Linked DNA regions of Mus musculus: region 1 is linked to region 2. Evidence: chromatin loops called from intact Hi-C (ENCODE). Cell type or tissue: heart. All regions are shown on one strand. Links, peaks and the distances in the headings refer to the core of each region. The heading gives the core; the rest is flanking DNA. Region 1 overlaps Yap1 (yes-associated protein 1). Region 2 holds the start of Cfap300 (cilia and flagella associated protein 300).

The links. Hi-C counts contacts between places; a loop is a spot of excess contacts. Peaks named below come from ENCODE experiments on the same cell type or tissue, not always from the same donor. Only the 100,000 strongest peaks of a DNase experiment are listed, where the experiment ranks them.
Region 1: a loop joins it to region 2, with 1.9 times the contacts of the local background. A loop is called at or near these places in 1 of 42 quality-filtered maps.

The regions. Positions count from the first base shown.
Region 1 is chr9:7,939,640-7,945,019 of GRCm38, forward strand. All of the region lies in intron 6 of Yap1 (yes-associated protein 1), which reads right to left. Among named protein-coding and RNA genes, the nearest start is that of Yap1, 62 kb to the right of the region's middle. In heart, for the core only: no CTCF peak of the experiment used is centred there; no DNase peak of the experiment used is centred there.
Region 2 is chr9:8,039,692-8,045,071 of GRCm38, forward strand. Cfap300 (cilia and flagella associated protein 300) reads right to left here and starts at 3,184. Exons shown (of 7, transcript NM_199017.3): 1 at 2,979-3,184; 2 at 2,718-2,799. The coding sequence starts at 3,088. In heart, for the core only: no CTCF peak of the experiment used is centred there; a DNase peak (open chromatin) is centred at 3,180; H3K4me3 peaks cover 1,560 bases; H3K27ac peaks cover 1,253 bases.

The DNA of each region.
Region 1 (5,380 bases), core at 304-5,303, 100 kb before region 2:
GATGGTTGTGAGCCACCATGTGGTTGCTGGGATTTGAACTCCGGACCTTCGGAAGAGCAGTCGGGTGCTCTTACCCACTGAGCCATCTCACCAGCCCCCCAGCAACACTTCTTACTCTACACAGCACTGCTATGGTGTCTCCTCTCTTTTATTCAGGCTTATTTACATCCTCTGGCCTAACACCCTTCACACTGGGGCTTCTTACCTGGACGTGTACTGAGGACTCAGGTTTATGAACTTGTGTGGGGATGTTGGAGGGAAAGATCACCTTAAATTTTTGGTAAATTCAAACTCCAATTTAAGATTTTCTTCAATTATGAATGGACAATAACAATATTCGTTGTAGCTGATTTTTCACCAGTATTTCTGTAACTCATATTTCCGTAATACTCCTCAACCAGTAGGGAAAGGCAGGATCAAACTAGTCCACATTACTATCAAGAAAACCAACAACAAATGCTGTAAAGACAGAGAGGAGAGAAAGGAAGCCTGGTGTGCTGCTAGCGGACAAGTAAGTTAGTACAGAGCAAAGGCGCACTGGAAACGCAATGAGGACCATCAGACCAGAGAACCACTCCTGGGTAAACACCACAGGGAACCTAATTCCTTGAGACACTTGCACATCTATGTTTAATGTTGCTTTACTTACAACAGCCAAGGTTCTGAGGCAAAGTGGTCTAGAGGCCCAGCAACAGATGTGTAGATAAAGAAATGTGATATGAAATATGAACGAGAACTCATGGAAATGGGGGTGAACATAGTGTGCAAAGCAAGCCAAACTCAGACAAGTATCATATGGCTTCTCCTACTGAAAATCTCAATTAAAGTATATACACCAACAAAGGCATGAAAAGGAAAGGTGGCTTATTTGATGGGAGAGACTAACAAGGAGAGATCAAGAGGATGTGGTGAGGTATATATGAGGAAAGCACGCAATGACCAATATGTTTCATATATTAAACGTTTCATCCAGACCAGATTATCCTGAAACTCACCCTGTAGCTGAGGCTAGCCTTAAACTAAGAGATCTGCCTGCCTCTGACTCCCAAGTGCTGGGTTTAAAGGTGTGCGCCACCACTGCCTAGATAATGTGTAAGTATTGTGCGCCCCTACACTTTCTCATGAGTTTGTTTTCCATGTGTGGCTTCGGGAACCAGTTCTTGGATGACCTCACCTCCCACTTAACCCTTCACATTCCAGGCTCTTCCTGCTCTAGCCTTTCCTGGTTTCTTTTGTCCTCTCTCTACAAGTCCAAGACCTTTATCTTTCTAGGTGGGGTGTGTGTGTGTGTGTGTGTGTGTGTGCGTGCGTGCACACGCCGCCTGTCTTGCTCAGTTTCTGTCTGCATATTCTCTACAGGGTCAAGCCATTTCAACAAGAACACTGAGACTATCCGGCCCAGTCTTAGATCTTCTGGCTGTTTCTGCGGCCTCCTCTTGCTCTGCATAAAGGCCAACACTTTCTGTCGTGGTTGCAGTGATGCCCCATTTCTGTTTGACAGAATTCTCTCACTGATAACATTACCCTGAAAGGTAAGAAGTGACTCTATAATGGTGGCTTTCCTATGTGTGGCTTCTTGCTAAGACATCTTTTTTCTTTCTATTATTTAGGGTTCAAGAAAGGCAATGCTCTTTCCATGTTAACTCCTACAACAATCCCAGCTGCATTTTGAGATTGAATTTTGCAGGACATGTCTTTAAAACTCTGAACAGATAGCAGGCTCGTGGTGCTTAGCACGGCATATTAACCTATGCCCTGTAAGGACAGGGTGAAGAGACAGATGGAACACAGGGCCCCCAATGGAGGAGCTAGGGAAAGTACCCAAGAAGCTGAAGGGTCTGTAACCCTATAGGAGGAAAAACGATATGAACTAGCCAGTACCCCCAGGGCTGTGTCTCTAGCTGCATATGTAGCAGAAGATGGCCTAATCGGCCATCATTAGGAGGAGAGTCCCTTGGTCTTGCGAATTATATGCCCCAATACAGGGGAATGCCAGGGCCAGAAAAAGTGGGAATGAGTGGGTTGGGGAGCAGGGCAGGGAGAGGATATAAGGGACTTTCGGGATAGCATTTGAATTGTAAATGAAGAAAATATCTAATAAAAAATTGTTTAAATAAAAAATTAACAAAACCCAAAACAGTAGCAACACTGAGCCAGGGTTCTGTGACGTGCTAGGCAAGCAAGTACTGCCAATATCCATATCCCAGCACCTCAGAATGCATCTTATCAAAGACGCATATTTTTTGCCTGCCTTGTTTTGAATTCTGTTCAGTCAACAGCAGCATGGTCCATAGCTGACAAACAGTTAATAGAAATAACTGTAGTGTGCTGAATCTTCATATTTTAACAATATTTTATCTTGGCTCTTTTGAAGATTGTACTTTTCCAAGGTTACTGAATGGGTTAAAACTAGTAGCAGCCCTCTGTAGGTTGTAGTGAGCACTTGTACTTTTAATTCAGCACTCAGCAGAGGCAGAAGCAGAGGCAGGCCGGCTGAGGCAGGTCAGCCTGGTCTACAAGAATGAGTTCCAGAGAAATTGTCTCAAAGTATCTGTGTTTTTGCTGCTCTGAATTCTGATGCTCTTCTGCTTTTACTGGTCTACCTTTTTAATTTCTTTTTATCTCATGCACACTGGTGTTTTGCTTGTATGTTTAAGGGTGTAGGACCCTCTAGAACTAAAGTTATAGACAGCTATGCTCTACCATACATATATATATATATGTATATATATACATATATATATATATATATATATACATATATATATACATATATATATATATACATATATATATATATATATATACATATATATATATATATATATATATATATATATATATATATATATGGATGCTGGGAAATCCAGGTTCTAATTGCAACCAGTGCTCCTAACTGCTGAGCCCCCACTTCCGGACTCATTTAACAATTCAGTTTCTCCCACAGGCAGATGCCGCAGATCCAGCGGTCTAGAGTCACCAAGAAAGGCAACTTAGAGATATGAAGGCAGCTGTTCATTCCTAGTCACCCAAGGAGCCACCAGAAGGGTCCCTGAGCCATGATCAAAATCCAGCTACCCCGACCTTGATGGGATCAATAAGAGCAAGAGACAGTACTCTGGGCGACAGGGCTGGCAATGATTTGCAAGAAAGATCATAAGACATCCGTCCTGCGCGCACACAGATGATAGGCATTATACTCAAGGCAAGGTAAACTGGCTGAAATCTGAAACCTGGAAAACAGAACTGACTGAGCGGCACCTTAAATAGTTTTGAGAATTCACATTGAGACATCTGCTTCTTGTTCATTCCTTGCTTTGACTCAGGCAGGTCCACGCCTTCTTCTGTTTGTCAGCCCTTGCCCACCCCAACCCCGGCTGCCCTGGAACTCTCTGTAGACCAGGCTAGCCCAAAACTCACCTACCTCTGCCTCTTGAGTACTGGTATTAAAGGCATGTTCCAGCATCACCTGGCAGGTGATCGCACACACACGTCTGTTATTGTTCTAGCTATAGAACCAGCCTTGGTTTCTTCTGCTGCTGCCTTCTCTCCTGTCCTCAGAAAAGAAGGTTCTGGGCTTCCTGCCATTCTTTTTTTTTAATTTTTTTATTGTATTTTATTTAGGTATTTTCTTCATTTACATTTCCAATGCTATCTCAAAAGTCCCCCATACCCCCCCCCCCCGCCATTCTCTTAACACAATTTAGTTAAATCAAATTTTATATGAACAAACACACATGGTACTTACCCTTTTATTTAGTGTATACAATCACACACCCCTATGTAGACCTAAGCCAGGTGCCATGACGATGCACACCTGTAATTCTAGCACCCGGAAGGTTGAAGCAGAAGGATTTCAAGCCCTAAAGCCCAGGCTCTAACAGCCTTGTTTTAACAGTCAGATACAAACCCTAGAACTAGTCTAATCTCTGTCCTCTTCAATTTCTGACTGTTGCCACAGTGTTTATCTTTCATTTTTAAAAGATGACATCATATTTAATACGGAGCCACAGATCAATGGCTTTCCCTTCTTTCCAGGCTGTATTAAGGATCAAATCTAGTACTTCACACTTGCCAGCCATGCACTGTAAAAAATGACACTGAAGTCAGGGGCAGGAAACTCAACTTCATCCTGGAAAGCAGGCAGCGCCATCTTCCGTATCAGCCACCATGGAAAGCTCCCTCGCCATCAGGCTGGGACCACTGACTTTACTCACAGGGCAGGGCTCTAAACATGTCCCAGATTAGCTGAGATTCACAGGCTCACTGGGAAAAGCTACTGCATGTTTGAATTATTACAGAAGAAAATGCGCTAAAAATACTTACTTGATTTAGAAAAAGTCAAATACTCTAGTAGAAGAACTATTTGACCTCTGACACAGGGCAGAAGCCTGACCTGACTCTGGCCAAATTTCTTCTGACTTGCTTACTTCCCCATTTTTGAAAGACTTTCAAACTTTTCCAACTACCTTTGGGAAAAGAGAAGTTTAACAAGCTTGTATTTTTAGCTCAGTAGTCTAATTTTAGGCACTGTGTTCAAGATGAAATAATTCCACGTTCCTTGGAGACAGAGCAACTTGCAACATCTAATGCTTCGGGTGATATCACTCCTGTAGACCATCCAATTATGTCCCAGGCTTAAGTTGTAGCAGCTACCCACACTGACCCAGTTAAAGGACCATGGATGGATTTCTGTGCTGAGGACCAAACTGGAGAGAGGCAAACGCTGAACCAATGAAGCTACAGCCCAAGCAACAATCGTTATGATAGGACAGCTTACAGGTGATCTTTTGAAAAGTCAGCTCTAATTTCATGCTCACCCTCCTTCAGTAGCTGACTGATGGAGTAGGGTGCACCCCCACTCTTCCACTCATGTATTGAGAACTGCCCAAAGCCTTCTCAAAGGCTCTGACAACATGTAGAATGCTTTCTGTTCATTAAGTGTAACTGTCACATGCCGTAGCATAGTGTTGTTTGCTGAAAAAACATGCACACAGACTAAGAAACAGGAAACCCTGTAGCAACCTTGGCTCCAAGTGACATCTGACACAGGGTTCAGGGTGCACGTGAGTGTGCACAATGGTGCTCACATGCATGCAGGTTGATTTATATAGGAAGAGAAGCTGTTCTCAACGAATGCCCAAGACATGACTAAGAAAGAGGTGAGTAGGCAGGAAGCCAGGTGTGTGACTGTAATTATTAGTGGGGGGTAGAGGAAAAAGGACTACTTCTAGTGCAAGGCCAGGCTGGACCACAAAAAACAAAATATGACAAAAAAAAGAAAGAAAGAAAGAAAGAAAGAAAGAAAGAAAGAAAGAAAGAAAGGAAGGAAGGAAGGAAGGAAGGAAGGAAGGAAGGAAGGAAGAAAGGAAGAAAGCCA
Region 2 (5,380 bases), core at 218-5,217:
TTACATGGAAAACTCATTATCTGGCACACCAGGGTGAGGCTCTGAGCCCTATGTGTTGATCTGATAGTGCTCTCTTGAGACCCTAAAGTAACATTACAGTCAATGAGCTAGAAGACAGCCACCTGCACGCACCTTGTAGCTGAACATGCCTAACAATAAATTTAATTTGCATCATTTACTCTCGAGTCTTTTATGTGTTTAGTAAAGTCAGCTACTCTAGTCGACTGTCAGAACCCTAGGATTCACTTTTCTCCCCCGCCTTTTAGCATCTCATCATCCTTAAGCCTCCTCCTAAGCAGTTCTGAGCCATGTTCAAGGTTAGTGGAAAATGAGGACCTCAGCAAGCACCCATTTTAGAGTAACCCTAAGAATAGCTCAAAGAACTGGAGTCACCATGCGTGGATCCCCAGTAGTTTAAATATGAGTCTTGCTTTATTTGGTTTTGAGCTAGCCTGGGCTGTGTCACCATGCATGGATCCCCAGTAGTTTAAATATGAGTCTTGCTTTATTTGGTTTTGAGCTAGCCTGGGCTGTGTCACCCACCATGCGTGGATCCCCAGTAGTTTAAATATGAGTCTTGCTTTATTTGGTTTTGAGCTAGCCTGGGCTGTGTCACCATGCGTGGATCCCCAGTAGTTTCAATATGAGTCTTGCTTTATTTGGTTTTGAGCTAGCCTGGGCCAAAAATGATTTTGAACAGATCCACTTACCTCCATCCTTCCCAGAGTTGAGATTATAGGTATATGTCACTGTGTCTGGTATGTAGTGCTGAGATGGACCCCACGACCTTATGCATTCTAAACTCATACTGTACCAATTCAGCTGCATCTTTAGCCCAGGAAGAACTTAAAATTAGAAAGAAGTGAATGCTTGGAGTTACAGAAAGAAATCTGGTGAGTTTTATGGATGAATACTGAGTCCACCGAAGAACTCTACTGAGCAACCAAAACGAAGAAGGGAAAGAAAAAGTATACCTTCTGTCACGTTGTATCAGCTGACAGTTCCCTCTGTGCCCAGGACATTTTCTACAGGATCTACACTACTTCGGTATGTGGTGGAGACTGATTTGTTGAAACTGTGTGTGCCTCATAAACTAGGATGAGAGCTCATTTTAACAACTTCCAAGTGGGATATAGAAAGCATTTAACAAGCATTTACTGAATAAACAGGTATATTAAATGTTATATATGGAAACAACAAAAAGTATCAAAGAAAAAAACTGGTTGTGGTGGCAGACACCTTTAGTCCCGGCACTTGGACAGGCAGATCTCTGTGAGTTTGAGGCCACCAGGGCCACACAGTGAAACTGTGTCTCAAAAATAAAAAGAAAAAGAAAATAATGTAGCATTTCAAAATTTTGATCTTAAAAATCAGTGGAGGGTCAGTACTGGTAGATTATCAAAATCTAACCATGCCTAAGACATGCCATTAGTAATAATATGGCATTAAAACCCTACCACAGGTAACAGGAAATGGACTATGAGACCAATTTGCCCTCTGTTATGGCAAACAGATTAGAAAACGTAGCTCAGAATTCATGTCCTTTCTTCAGCATCAAAGTGTGCTCAGAAAGATGGTCATTGTAGATGTTAATGTTATTCTCTTGTAGGTCAGACCTCTGATTCAGTTTGATAGGTGTCTTTAGAAGAGACAGGGTCATGACAAGGGACTAAGGGAAGCTGGCCAGGCTTCACCTGTCCAGGGTCCATGGAAGTGAACCACTCCTATCCAGAGGCAGGGACAATCGATGGATTGTTTTCCTGCTCTCCTTACTCATGGCAGTGGGTAAGAAGACTAATGTTATTTGCTGGCATTTTGGAGAGGGCCCAAGACATTCTTCCAAGGTCTCTATCTCTGGCTATTGAGGAAGCTATATTCCTAGCACACAGTGGGCCTTTAGAAAGTGACAGAGTGAATAGATTACATGTCAGCTATAAAGTCAATGCTCAGAGGAATGGCAAGGAATGACGGTCACTTCACAAAACTGAACACTTTACCTACTGTTGGGTAGGAGGCAACATTTCAAAATGGGGCTCGGTTTTAAGATGCACATAAAAATCTCACACCTTTGAATGAACTTTGCCTTCTTTAAAGAATTCCCTTCTAGCTAAAGGTTTTTTTCAAACAGGCCATTGCTCAAAACCTTTGGGAGGAAATCCTGTTTGGGTACTACTGTTACAGCTTGATGCCCACTTCTCAGGGTGAATTTGATTTTCAGAAACCAAAAGTATTTGGAGTTAAGACTAATAAAGTCCACGTAGTAGTATTTAAAAACAAGATGTGATTGTTAAAAAAAAAAAAGTCCCATTGAATTTTCAGTCAACATCGGTAACACATGCCTGTATTTCTGAACTGGGATTCGGAAGCAGGATGACTGACTGATACGAGTTGAGGCCATCGTGAATTACACAGTGACACTGTCTAAAATAACTACAGACTTGTAAAGTTATCTAAGGCAGAATTCCGAAGGTAGGTAAAAGACATTGGCAAGGTGGTTATGGTGGCACTTGGGTGGCAGGGGCAAGAGGATCCCAGTGAATGCCAGGCTAGTCTGGTCTACAGAATGAGTCGCTCTGTCAAAAAGCCCCCTAAGAAACAAAACAAAAGAAAACCCAACCTGCACTTTTTATTACTCCCAAAGTCTAAGAACATGTCATGGAGTGTTCCCAAGAACATCCAAAAGAGCGCCCCCCCCTCCCCCTTTCCCCAATACCAACCATGACAAAATCATCCTTTTGGTAGGGCTGGAACGTCTGGTCGAAGCTGAACGCCTGCGCCTGGATTCTGCCCAGCATGGACCTAGCAGAGGGGGAAGAGTCAGCGGGCCCTGGCCGGAGTTGAGGGAGCGCAGAGCCGAGTCCCGGAGCACGGACACGAACACGAACAGGGAGAGAACCCCAGGACACGAGCGCGGTGCCACGGCCCCAGCCCACCGACCTGAGCCCGCCGCATGGCCACTTCCGCCCCTCGGCCCTCACCACTGGCGGAGGCGGCTGGTGATCTCCCGGGCGCTCAGCGACGAGAAGGTTCTATGAGGCAGGAATCTGAAGTAGTAGCCGCCTCCATCCCGTGGCTCCCCAGCCGCCATCCTGCTTATGACCAGGGTAAGAAAGCAGTAGTCGTTTCCATAGTGACACAGCGGTAGGACCTGCCACCACGTTCAGGGGGAGGGGCGCCGCTCAGAGGGCGGGGCCTGGGAGAGAAGTGGGCCCCTTGGCTCAGTACGCATGCGCCATGGCATTTTGGGTCCCTGCCTTTACACTGAGGACTCTTAGCCTGGCTGTTAGGAAATGGAAGGAGGTTGCCAGTCTTTGTGTTGACAGGAACTCTTAGTTCTAGACACTGGCCAGTGACCTAATATCAAAACCTACAGTTTCAAACTGACAATTTCCTTTTGCACTAAGCAAAAGTCTAATTAAGTTGGTTTCGTTTGAAAGACAAAGGGACTGCTTAGGAACATAATCTCGTCTGTGGCTCTTTTCCTTTTGAAGTTTACATCTCAGGCAGGTTCCTGCGAGCACTACACCACAACACGCTGCTAATCAGTGTGGGATGTATGCTTACCTGCTGAAAATCTCATTCAGGAGCCAACTTGTTTTTGTTTAGGAGCTGTTTTAGGATTTAGGTGGACGAATTTTTTTACCTCTACTAACTTCATTTCCTTCTGCTTGAACCTTAAGAACCAAAAGGTCAAATAAAAGGGAGCAGGGACAGGGGGAGAAGGGGGAAGCTTCGGAAGAGGGGGACAGAGGGAGAGAGGCTTGTTATCACTGTTACTTTGTGTGCCACGAATATTATTCCACAGTTTATCCTTTTGGGTTATTACAATTTGAAGCTATTAGGAATGCAGTGGTGAACATTCTTATATAGGTTTTTTTTCCCAGTCCTCCCATTCATAAGTTTATGAATTCTTTGTTTATTTTTTGTGTATATGAGTGTTAACCTGTATGCATGTCTATGTACCACAAGGGAGCCTGGTGCTCTCAGAGGCCAGAGGAGAGCATCAGATCCCTAAGGACAGTTGTGAGCTGTCCTGTGGATACTGAGAACCCCTGTCCACTGCAAGAACAGAGAGAGCTCTTAACCGCTGAGCCATGTCTCTAAGCCTCTCATAAGTGTTTTTGTAAAGGAAACAAAATTTTATTGTAAGATTCTTAGGATTTCTATTGCCTCAATGAAGCACTATAGCCAAAAGGTATGTTGGGTAGGAAAGGGCTTATTTGACTTACATTTTCATATCATTGCTCATTGTCAAAGAAGTCAGGAAAGGAACTCACACAGGGTAGGCTGATGGAATCGATGGCTATGGAAGGGGCTGCTTACTGGCTTACTCATCCTGCTTTCTTATAATGCTCAGGACCATCAGCCCAGATGGCGCCACCCACAGTGGACTGGGTCCTCCCCCATCAATCACTAAATAAGAAACTTCCCTGTTATCAGATCTTATGGTGGCATTTTCTTAACTGAGATTTCCTCATCTCAGATGATTTTAGCTTGTGCTAAGTTGACATAAAACTATCCAGCTCCTTGTCACAACCGACTCCTTGTCACAACCGACTCCTTGTCACAATCGACTCCTTGTCACAACTGACTCCTTGTCACAATCGACTCCTTGTCACAACTGACTCCTTGTCACAACTGACTCCTTGTCACAATCGACTCCTTGTCACAATTGACTCCTTGTCACAATCGACTCCTTGTCACAACTGACTCCTTGTCACAACCGACTCCTTGTCACAACTGACTCCTTGTCACAATCGACTCCTTGTCAGCTTGACATGCAAGCACACTACTATTAAGTCACACCCTTTTCTTTCTCATTCACCCTCAAAAAACATCACATTAAAAACATAAAAAAATTTAAGCCGGGCATGGTGGCACACGCCTTTAATCCCAGCACTTGGGAGGCAGAGGCAGGCGGATTTCTGAGTTCAAGGACAGCCTGGTCTACAAAGTGAGTTCCAGGACAGCCAGGGCTACACAGAGAAACCCTGTCTTGAAAAACAAACAAACAAACAAACAAACAACAAAACCAACCAAATAGATATATAATTTTAAATTCAACAATCCTTACAAATGTAAACACATTAAAATTAATTATCTTTAAAGTAGCCATTGTCTTTTAAAATTCAAAGTCCTTAAAAATTCTAACTCAACTATGGGCTCCTGTAAAATCAAAAATAAATACTTTCTTACTTCAAGAGGGAAGAATCAGGGAACAGTCAGAATGAAATCAAAGCAAAACCATAGTCCAAAGGTGTAAATATCTCAGTATGCAATGTCTGGGATTCACTGCAATCTTCTGGGTTTCTCCAAGGGACTTGGGTCATTTTTCCACCATCTCCATCACACACAGCTTTTCTTCTGACTTTATTCCACT